Linked DNA regions of Homo sapiens: region 2 is linked to region 1. A link is a loop called in an ENCODE intact Hi-C map of the cell type or tissue named here. Cell type or tissue: PC-3. All regions are shown on one strand. Region 1 overlaps SLC4A4 (solute carrier family 4 member 4). Region 2 has its middle 180 kb from the start of GC.

Region 1 (5,000 bases):
TAACATTTTATTTTCTCTAACTTTATTATATGAATACAGTATATAATACACATATAAAATGTGTTCATTAACTGTTTATGCTATTGGTCAACAGTAGGCTATTAGTAGTTAAGTTCTGAGGAGTCAACAGTTACACACAGATTTGACGGTGTTAGGTCAGTGCCCCTAACTCCCATGTTGTTCAAGTTTCAACTGTATTTACTTTAAGTTTATATGTCAGTCATTAGGCTAAGCACTTTATATTGATTATCTCATTTAATCATCACAACAGTTCCATGAGTCAGACAGTATTACCACCATTTTTCAGATAAAGAAACTGAGACTTAAAGAAGTTAGTTAACTGGTTCAAGGGCATGCATCTGAACCAGGTCAATCTGATTCCAGCATGCAACGCTTGACACATATGCTTCTCAGAGCTACTTCTCAACTACTTATCTATGCTTTCAAAACTTTATGCCAATTTTTTGTTTTGTAAAAAAAAAAAAAAAAGAATTCTAGAATCCTCAGTCTAATATTCAGTTTAAGGAGCAAGTCGGCTTTACCCAAAACCACCCTACTATCAGTAATACAAACACTATGCATTACCTTGTGAGGAAACGTATCAAGAACAATGTCATGAGACTGACCTTTTCCAAACTTTAACTAGCTTTTGGCCCTGGGGACTGAAACCAACTATGAACCAAACTACAGGAGCTCAATAGAGACATCCAGTCTTTTTACATTTCTCCCACTGCAAGAATTAGGGTGGTCGGGAATGGTCTCCTCATAACTAAGCAAGCAATATTATGCTTCTTCTGAATTCCTGCCCCAATTATTTTTAAGTTCTGCTTTTAATGATTTAAAAGTACTTGCATATGAACTGGTTTCATGCTCCCCCACAGTGAAGAAGAGGGGCATGTATATCTTTATCTGATCCACTATATATGTAGAGACAGACTAGTGCAGTGAGCCAGCCATTTACCTGCTGAATGCCCTTGGGTGCATTACTCACTTCTCTACATTTCATCTATAAAATGGAGTTAATAATTATATCTACCTCATAGGGTTGTTATGAGGCTTAACTAAGCTATTTCTTATCAAGCATTCAGAACAAAACTCAGTGAGCATTACCTATTCTTATTGTAGTGATGGTAGACGTGGCAGTTATTATTATGAGAACAATCACAAAATTGGAGTGACATCTTTCACATAATTTATTCTGGTATTTAATGACTGTCAAAAAGAACCATTCTAAATTAACCATTCTAAACTAAAATTATTATTTTGGCTGCATTTCCCAAAATTAAATTTGTTCAAATCAATTTGTGACATTGCTATATCTAGTACTTAATTCACCTTAGTAGGTTCCTCAGAGACCCCATAAAATAAAATCCACTGAAATATTTTTAAGGTTTTCTTGTAGTTGTGAAAAATCATCAGGAACAGCATCTTTGAACACTTTTCATGTCAAAGTCATATCCTTCATGCGTTATGATGTGGAACTGTGCACATAAAGCTCGACCACATGCCGAGGCTGACCCAACTGCCTTTTTAGGAAAATTCAAACTTGTCTCTAGGTCCTCCTGCAGTCATCTCAGTGCTGAGGCAAGATGGTCTTTCTTCCAAACAAGAGTCCAGATCCATTTTTTCAAGAGATTAACAACTTTACCACTTGCTTAACATGACGCCCTCTAGTACAATGGTAAAGCACATGCTAATTAGAGCCAGGAAGATCTGTGTCTGAATCCCGCCACTGAGAACCTGTATGTCTTTCAGTCATTTAACCTCCATGAGCCTCACTTTCCTTATCTACAAAATGGAAATAAGTACCTTCCTTATTGGGCTTCTGGGAAGACTAAAGAAGGTAGTGTATAAAGTGCTTAATATTCAATAACAACAACACATAGCCACAGTTAACACTCTGGGGAAACACTCTCAAGCAGCACCACTACATGAGCTTTTCTACAACTCACCTCCTACTGAAGCCTAGATGAGAGAAATGATGTTTACAGAAGACCAACCTATAATCTGGGTCCTGTAAAACATATCCTTGGATAAAGTAGAAACACTAGAAGATTATATATACTTGCATTTAGTTAATTTATGTCTCTAACACATTATAGGCAGCATGAATAGAATGGTGAGGACACAGGCTGTAGAATCAGACAAGGTCTGGATCTCAATTGCTGGCTTACTCCTTACTAGCTACGTGACCTTGAAGAAATAGTTTAAATTATTTGAGGATGAGTTTCCTTATCATTAAATGGTCACAATGATACCTTTAAAAGATAGTTGTGATCATTAAATGTTCATGAGGGTTAAATAAAATAAAATATGCAGAATAAAATAAAATATGCACTAGTAGAGTGCCAGACACATAATAGGCACCCAGCAAATGTTAGCCCCCTTGCAATGCATTTTTATGTTATTGAGTAGCTACAAATTTTTGTTGAGAGCATTATCTTCATTTATTCTTATTGCTCCTTATCTATGGCCTCAAGCAAAACAATTATTTTGAATACAATCCTAGTAAAATCTCCACTTCTCTGTAGCATGTTTTTCCTTTTCTAATAAGAAATATGTAACTGATTGTGCCTCTTTTTATCTTGGCTGCCAGGAAGCTCAAAGACAAATTAAATTCAACTGTAGGAACAATATTAATCCTAGTGGTTCTGGATATTGTGTGTTCTCCCTGGTTTGGTTTCTATTTCCACCCATATTTTATTATTTCAAGACCCCTCAAATCTTTTGTAGAATGTGAGAAGCTATTAACTAGCCAACACATTAATTCATTTCTGGGAGAAGATATCACTGTAGGTACTGTAAAAAGAGCACCAGATTTGGAATGTTCAAGTCCTAACTACTTCTCATACTTGTCCCCTCTCTGGAGGTAATTCATTTCACCTTTCAGATCTATATTTTCTCATGTAAAGCAGAAATAATAACCTCTAAATATCCCTCAGAATCATTTATGTATACAAGTATGCTTTGTAACCTGTCAAGCACTATGTAAAGGTCAGGTATTATTATTTTTATAATCAGAGAAGTGAACATTTAAACAAGTGAAGGTGTCCACATAGACATAATCTATGGTGCAGCACTGAGGACCCCTGCAGGCAAACGTGAAAGATGTGTAGTGGTGGGCACCCACAGCAGCCACCATGCTTACCTAGGCTGTCCAAAAAGCTATAGCAGGGATCCCTGGAAGAGAAGAGGCAGGATGGAAATAAATGTAAACACTTCAAGGGGCAATCCAAATTCAGTAAGTATCTCAAGCTAATTTGTTCTTTTGCTTTTAATCTAACTGATTTGCTTAGAAGACAGTGCAGATGAGACCATGGTTTGTTCCCCAATGAGCCTATGAGCTCCACCCCTCACTCTCACCAGGTCCATGCAAGGAAAGGTTGAGGGGAGCAAGGGGGCTTATAATGTGGGAACCCAACATCTATCCTTAATCCCCTACTAAGGACAGTGGATACATCACATAACTGGTACATCCAAAAGTATTCATATACTAATAATGTGAGTCAGAGTAGGGGATGTTTTTAAGTTCAGTTTGGGTTAGAACCAAGTAGCTCTTAATAATAAGGAGTGTGTTTCTACATTTTTAAGTAATTTGCTGATTTATTCCAGGAGGTCAAATGTTCTCACAGAATCCCCAAGTCTTTTATTCCAAAACCCATCCCCTTCACTAACAACTTAATGTAGCAGCCACTTGCCATAGAGAAGAGAAAGAAGGAAATTCCTAGTATTTTGGAAAAATAACAAGGTAGAAGCTGGAGTTAAAAGTCACAGGTTCTGCCGGGCACGGTGGCTCATGCCTGTAATCCCAGCACTTTGGGAGGCCGAGGCGGGCGGATCACCTGAGGTCAGGAGTTCGAGACCAGCCTGGCCAACATGGTGAAACCCCGCCCCTACTAAAAATACAAAAAAATTAGCCAGGCATGGTGGCAGGTGCCTGTAATCCCAGTTACTCGGGAGGCTGAGGCAAGAGAATCGCTTGAACCCAGGAGGCAGAGGTTGCAGTGAGCCGAGATTGCGCCATTGCACTCTTGCCTGGGGGACAAGAGCGAGACTTCATCTCAAAAACAACCAAAGGTCATAGGTTCAAGTCCCAGCTCTTCTCCTTGCTAATGTGTGAATGTGATTAAGTTACTTAATGATAATAACTAATATACACTAAGCTGTATTATTTGCCAGTGCCCTTTGAAAGCTTTATACTCAGGTAACCTTCACAGCCACCTGGTGAGGTATATTTCTTTATCATCTTACCTCACAGATCACGAGAATGGAGACTTAGAGCAGTCAAATTACTTGCCCACCATCAAAAAGCTCGTAAGTAAAGTATACTGGGATCTAAACACAAACTACGATTCCAAACCTATGGTCTTAACCACTGTATAATAGTTTTTTAACAAATTTTGCTTTCTTCATTTGTAAAATATGGGAAAAATAACACTGGCATTATATTTCTCACAAGGTTCTTACGAGGATTAAACATAATCATGGACATGACAGCCTTTATTAAGTCTATAGTACATGACAAATGTTATGTGTTCCCACTTAAGTCCATGCACATTTCCTAACACCAACTACTTGCTAGGCAAAGACACGCAATGCAATATGCCAAAAAGAAGTTACTTCTACATGTTCTGAACTCAGAAAAGAAAAACAAAAAAAAATTTTTAAAGACATCTGTGAAAATGAGTGACTGCTGTAATAAGAGCAGCCATGGCCAAGCTGATGAGCAACGGGAAAAGCCCGTTCAGAATCTGCCCACACCCTTCAGAAAGACACAACTGTCACCTAAACTGCTGGAATTTCAAATACGGTAAAAGCTATTATACTGCTACGATCATCCATTTCCAAGGCAACACACTTTCAAAGGAGTTTTCTCTAGAATTCAGTTGACTTTAGACCAATCAAGTGGAAAACAACTATTCATAGCTGTAATTTTCTAATTTTGAATATACCCAGCTTTGGAGAAATGAATAATGGAATCCTCCAAGATTTGACTGCAC
Region 2 (5,000 bases), 340 kb before region 1:
TGTCTATTATTCCACTTGGTGTGTACATGTGTACCCATTGTTTAGTTCCACTTTTAAGTGGCAACATGTGGTCTTTGACTTTTTGTTTCTGCATCATTTCACTTAATAATGGCCTTTAGTTCCATCCATGTTGCTGCGAAAGACATTATTTCATTCTTCTTCATGGCTGAGCAGTATCCCATGGAGTATATATATTCCATTTTCTTTATCAAATCATCTGTTGATAGACACTTAGGCTGATTCCAAGACTTTGTTATTGCAAATAATGATGTGATAAACATATGTTTACTCATAACACTTCTGACACCAAAATGAGGGGTTGTTTTTCCTCCTGAAACAAACTGAGTCTCCTACAATTCAATTCAATTGAATTCTGACACCCCCAGAGTTAACATCAGACTCCACAGGTTTAAGAGCTCAATCCCACAAGACTGCCCTTACTTCACAGGCCAATCCCAAGTATGAAATCCCCAGGCCACCCGCCCTTCTGTCCAACATAGCTACAAAGTTAGGGATTCCTACAACCCTCTTTTTAGAACTGATCATTGACTACAACTCATAGAACTCAGGAAAGCACTTAACTTACTATTTCTGGTTTATTATGAAGGGTAAAACTCAGGAACAGACCAATGGGAGAGATACACAGGGCAAGGTATGGGAGAGAAAATAGAGCTTCCATGCCCCATCTGGGCACACCACCCTCCAGGAACCTCTGCATGTTCACCAGCCTGGAAGCTCTCCAAACCCCATTGTTTATGTTTTATTTAAGGAGGTTTTATTACATACACATAATTGATTAAATCATCAGCCATTGTTGATTAGGACAGAGTCCAACCTTTCTGCACTCCCTGAAGGTTGGGGAGTGGGGCTGAAATTTCCAAGCTTCTAGACAAAGTTTGGTCTTTCTGGCCCCCAGTCTCTATCCTGAAACTATATTAGGGGCCCAGCAAGAGAGTTGCTTCATTGGAAAAAAAGGTGCTTCTATGATTGTTATCAATCACGAAACTCCAAGAGTTTTGGAAACTCTGTGCCAGGAACAAAATCCAAATTTCTTTCTATGATACCACACTGATCTTGTAATTATTATCCTTCTTAAGATTTATCACAGTTTGCATATATTTATTTATTCACTTGAATAATTCTTTGCTAAATTCATTATTTCTCACTAGACTGTGAATTCCATGAAATCAAAGAGCATCTCTATTTTGGTCACATTATTGCATAACATATGCCTGGTACATGGTATGCGCTTAAAAATATTTACAGAATGAATAATTTCCTTCAGAAAATGTTCATCACATATTGTGGATTTTGAATTAACTTCTGGAACCATATCTAAGAAAAGGGTTTTTTTTTGTTTTTTTTTTTTGAGACAGTCTCACTCTGTCTCCCAGGCTGGCGTGCAGTGGCATGATCTCAGCTCACTGCAAACTCCGCCTCCCGGGTTCAAGAGATTCTCTTGCCTTAGCCTCCCAAGTAACTGGGATCACAGGCACCCACGACCAGGCCTGACTAATTTTTGTATTTTTAGTAGAGACAGGGTTTCACCATGCTGACCAGCCTGGTCTCGAACTCCTGACCTCAGGTGATGTACCCACCTTGGCCTCCCAAAGTGCTGTGATTGCAGGCGTGAGCCACTGTGTGCCCAGCAATTTTTTTTTTTTTTTTTAGAAATGAGGTCTCAGTATGTTACCCAGGCTGGTCTCCAACACCTGGTCTCAAGCAATCTGCCAGCCTCAGCCTTCCAAGTGCTAGGGTTACAAGCATAAGCCACCACATCAGCCTAGAACACACAATTTTAACATAATCAGATAAACATAAAAATAGCAATTATTAGCATGTTGATTATTTGCAATTCACCTTAAGGACAACTTTATTGATTATTATCTATTATTATCTCCACTTAACAGTTGAGGAAACTGAAACTCAGGAAAGGTAAGCAATTTGCCTAATTTTACACGGTCGATGATAGAAGTTAAATAGCAAGTGCTCTGAACACTCTCTTAAGAGACAGAAAGAACTTACTCACCCTGAGGGAGTTGAAAAAGGTTTCACTGAGAAGTGACACTTGATCTGAATTTTAAATAATGAGTCAGAGGTTTCCAAACAGAAAAATGGTATGAGGGCATTCCAGGAAGAAAAAGGTATGCATAAATGTGGGAAAGGGCATGACATATTTGTTTAAGGCAAAGAGTTCACAGGAGCTGAATTCCTAAGTTACTTGGCAGAAAGTACACAGAAAAGAGGCAACAAAATTAGGTTTGGACCAAATTGGGAAAGGCTTGCATTAAATCTAATCTGGACAAGGGAAAACCAATGGTGGATTTGGTCTAAAAAAAAAAATCCAGGTAGCTTTCTATGACTTAAAATGCTAGGTATATACAATTCTGCCAAAGAGAAACAAAAGTGTCAGACTTATTGAAACACACAGATGATAAAAGACAAAAGTTAGGAGTTCCTCATTTAAAATAAACCAACAGCTCTCTTCCTCTTTTCTTCACTTCCTTTCCTGGACACTTCAGTCCTAGCCAACCAGGTGTAGTTGAGCATGTGTCCATCTCAGCCTGGGAGAGCCACAGTGGTCAAGAGTGAGAATTGAGAGCAAGCTAAGGGTAATGAGAGCGTCCACCAAAGGAGGCAGCCCAAGGTGGCCTGACAGTGCTTCAGTAGGATAAGGAAAACATCCATGTGAGCAGGCAGCCTGGCAGCAGGTGTTGGAACCTGAGCACATCTATAGAGGCATAGCCCAGGTGCAGGATCTCAAAGCCAAGCAGGGTAAGGAAGACACCCCTGAAGGGGTGAGCCCAACACAGGGAGTCAAAGCCCAAGCAGCATGAGGAGGGTGTCTGTGTAGGAGGGATGGCATGATAAAAAGAACTGGGTGTCCAGGTCAGGTAAGGAGGATGTCTGGGTATGGGGGGTGATCCAGTGTAGAGTGTCAAGACCAGTTGTGGTGAGGAGGGTTTCTTTCTGGGATAGTGGCCAAATGTGGGGTGTAAGAGCCTAATGGGAGTAAAGAGAGTGCCTGCATGGGTGCCGTGATGTGGCAGTAGCCAGGAATGAGGATGTAAAACCTGAATGGAGTGACGAGGATGTCCCCATGAGGAAAGAAATAGGATCAGCAATGGTGAGAGGTGAAGCCAGTGGACTTCATGCATCGAATGGGGACTTGGAGAACTTTTCTGTATTACAAGAGGATTGTAAAACACAGCAATCAGCACTCTGTAGCTAGCAAGGGGATCATAAAATGCACCAATCAGCGTGTTGTAAAATGTACCAATCAGCGTGTTGTAAAAACGCACCAATCAGCACTCTGTAGCTAGGAAGAGTATTGTAAGATGCACCAATCAGCACTCTGTAAAATGCACCAATCAGTGCTCTGTAAAATGGACCAATCAGCACTCTGTAAAACGCATCAATCAGCAGGATCCTAAAAGTAGCCAATCACAGGGAGTATTGAAAAAAGGGCACTCTGATAGGACAAAAACAGAACATGGGAGGGGACAAATAAGGGAATAAAAGCTGGCCACCCCAGCCAGCAGCAGCAACCCGCTGGGGTCCTCTTCCAAGCTGTGGAAGCTTTGTTCTTCCACTCTTCACAATAAACCTTGCTACTGCTCACTCTTTGGGTCTGTGCCATCCTTAAGAGCTGTAACACTCACTGTGAAGGTCTGCAGCTTCATTCTTGAAGTCAGCAAGACCATGAACCCACTGGAAGGAACCAACTCCGGACACAATGGGAATGAGTTCCTTACTCGTAGATTGATCAACAAATAAGTACCTTAAGGGTAATGTGTGCAGATTGCTCATGAATGAACTGCAAATATGGAACTTTATGGTTTTGTCTGGCATTGGAGGCATTAGTGTAAACTCAGGTCTTTCAAAATATATGTTAGATATAGAAATAAATAGAGGTGTGTGCCTGTGTGTATATAATGAGAGGGCATGAGATAAAATGAAAGGCAGGAAGCACAGCTAGCACCTTGATCTTGACTTCTAAAGACCTTTATCCATTGAGAGCTAGGGATTTTGTGAAGAAGTAGCTGATTCCAGGCTGGGGGAGAAAACTACAGTGTGAGCCTAGAACAACTTGTGGTGTCTAAAAGTGAGGAAGTGCTCAAAGAATCATAGAGACTTGTAGAAAAAAAAAAAAAGTCAGGTTGAAGGGGCTTCCACTAGGCAAATCAGGGATAATTTGGAGGTCAAAATGAATACAAAGTGGCAGACAATAACGCATTAAATAAAACAGGAAATCATGAGTCTATATTAATATAAGCAAACAAGCAAACAGATTGAAACTATGCTGAGAAAGAGGATTTTACATAGTCTCATATACTTGCCCCTGCAAAAAATGCTTATTAACTGCAAAGGGAAAAAGAGTCACCTCACAGTGAACAACCTTGGCAGATGCCACCTCATTCAAGGATTAAACACCAGTGATAAGACAAGATGTATTTTATCAGGTCCACCTGATAAAATACAAAGAACAGAACACAGTATCATTTTAAAAATATTTATGCCAAAGATGCATTACCTGAAACTAAAGATAAGGAAATGTTAGACAAACCCAAAGAGATAGTCTCTAAAATAATTGACCTGTAATCTTCAAGTGTCAGAGTGTTAGTTAAGAAGAGACTGAAGAAGTAACTGTTCCCTATTGAAGGAGACTACACACATGACAACTAAATGCAAGCTGCGATTTTGAACTGCATTCTTTAGATACAAAGGATGTTATTTACACATGGGCTGAGGACGAGATGGTAGTAAGGTATCAATGTTAATTTCCTGATTGTGAGTGTTGTATTGTGGTTATGTCCTTTTTTATAGGAAATGCACATTCAAGTATTCAGGGATGATGAAGCATAATATCAGCAACTTAAGAATAGATTCAGAAAAAAAGGTTCTTTGTACTTTATATCCACAGTTTCTGAAGATTGAGATTCTTCTTCTAAAAAAAGAAACCAACAATAAAATCCCATGTGTGTGTCAGCTGAGTTCTC

What was found. Peaks named below come from ENCODE experiments on the same cell type or tissue, not always from the same donor. Only the 100,000 strongest peaks of a DNase experiment are listed, where the experiment ranks them.
Region 2: it touches region 1 in a loop (7-fold over the local background); 2 of 110 quality-filtered maps call a loop at or near these places.

Annotation. Positions count from the first base shown.
Region 1 is chr4:71,269,168-71,274,167 of GRCh38, reverse strand. The region is part of intron 3 of SLC4A4 (solute carrier family 4 member 4); the gene reads right to left. Among named protein-coding and RNA genes, the nearest start is that of SLC4A4, 84 kb to the right of the region's middle. In PC-3, a CTCF peak has its summit at 3,082; a DNase peak (open chromatin) is centred at 3,077.
Region 2 is chr4:71,605,602-71,610,601 of GRCh38, reverse strand. No RefSeq gene overlaps it. Among named protein-coding and RNA genes, the nearest start is that of GC, 180 kb to the left of the region's middle. In PC-3, no CTCF peak of the experiment used is centred here; DNase peaks (open chromatin) are centred at 1,251 and 2,121; H3K4me3 peaks cover 2,025 bases; H3K27ac peaks cover 2,941 bases.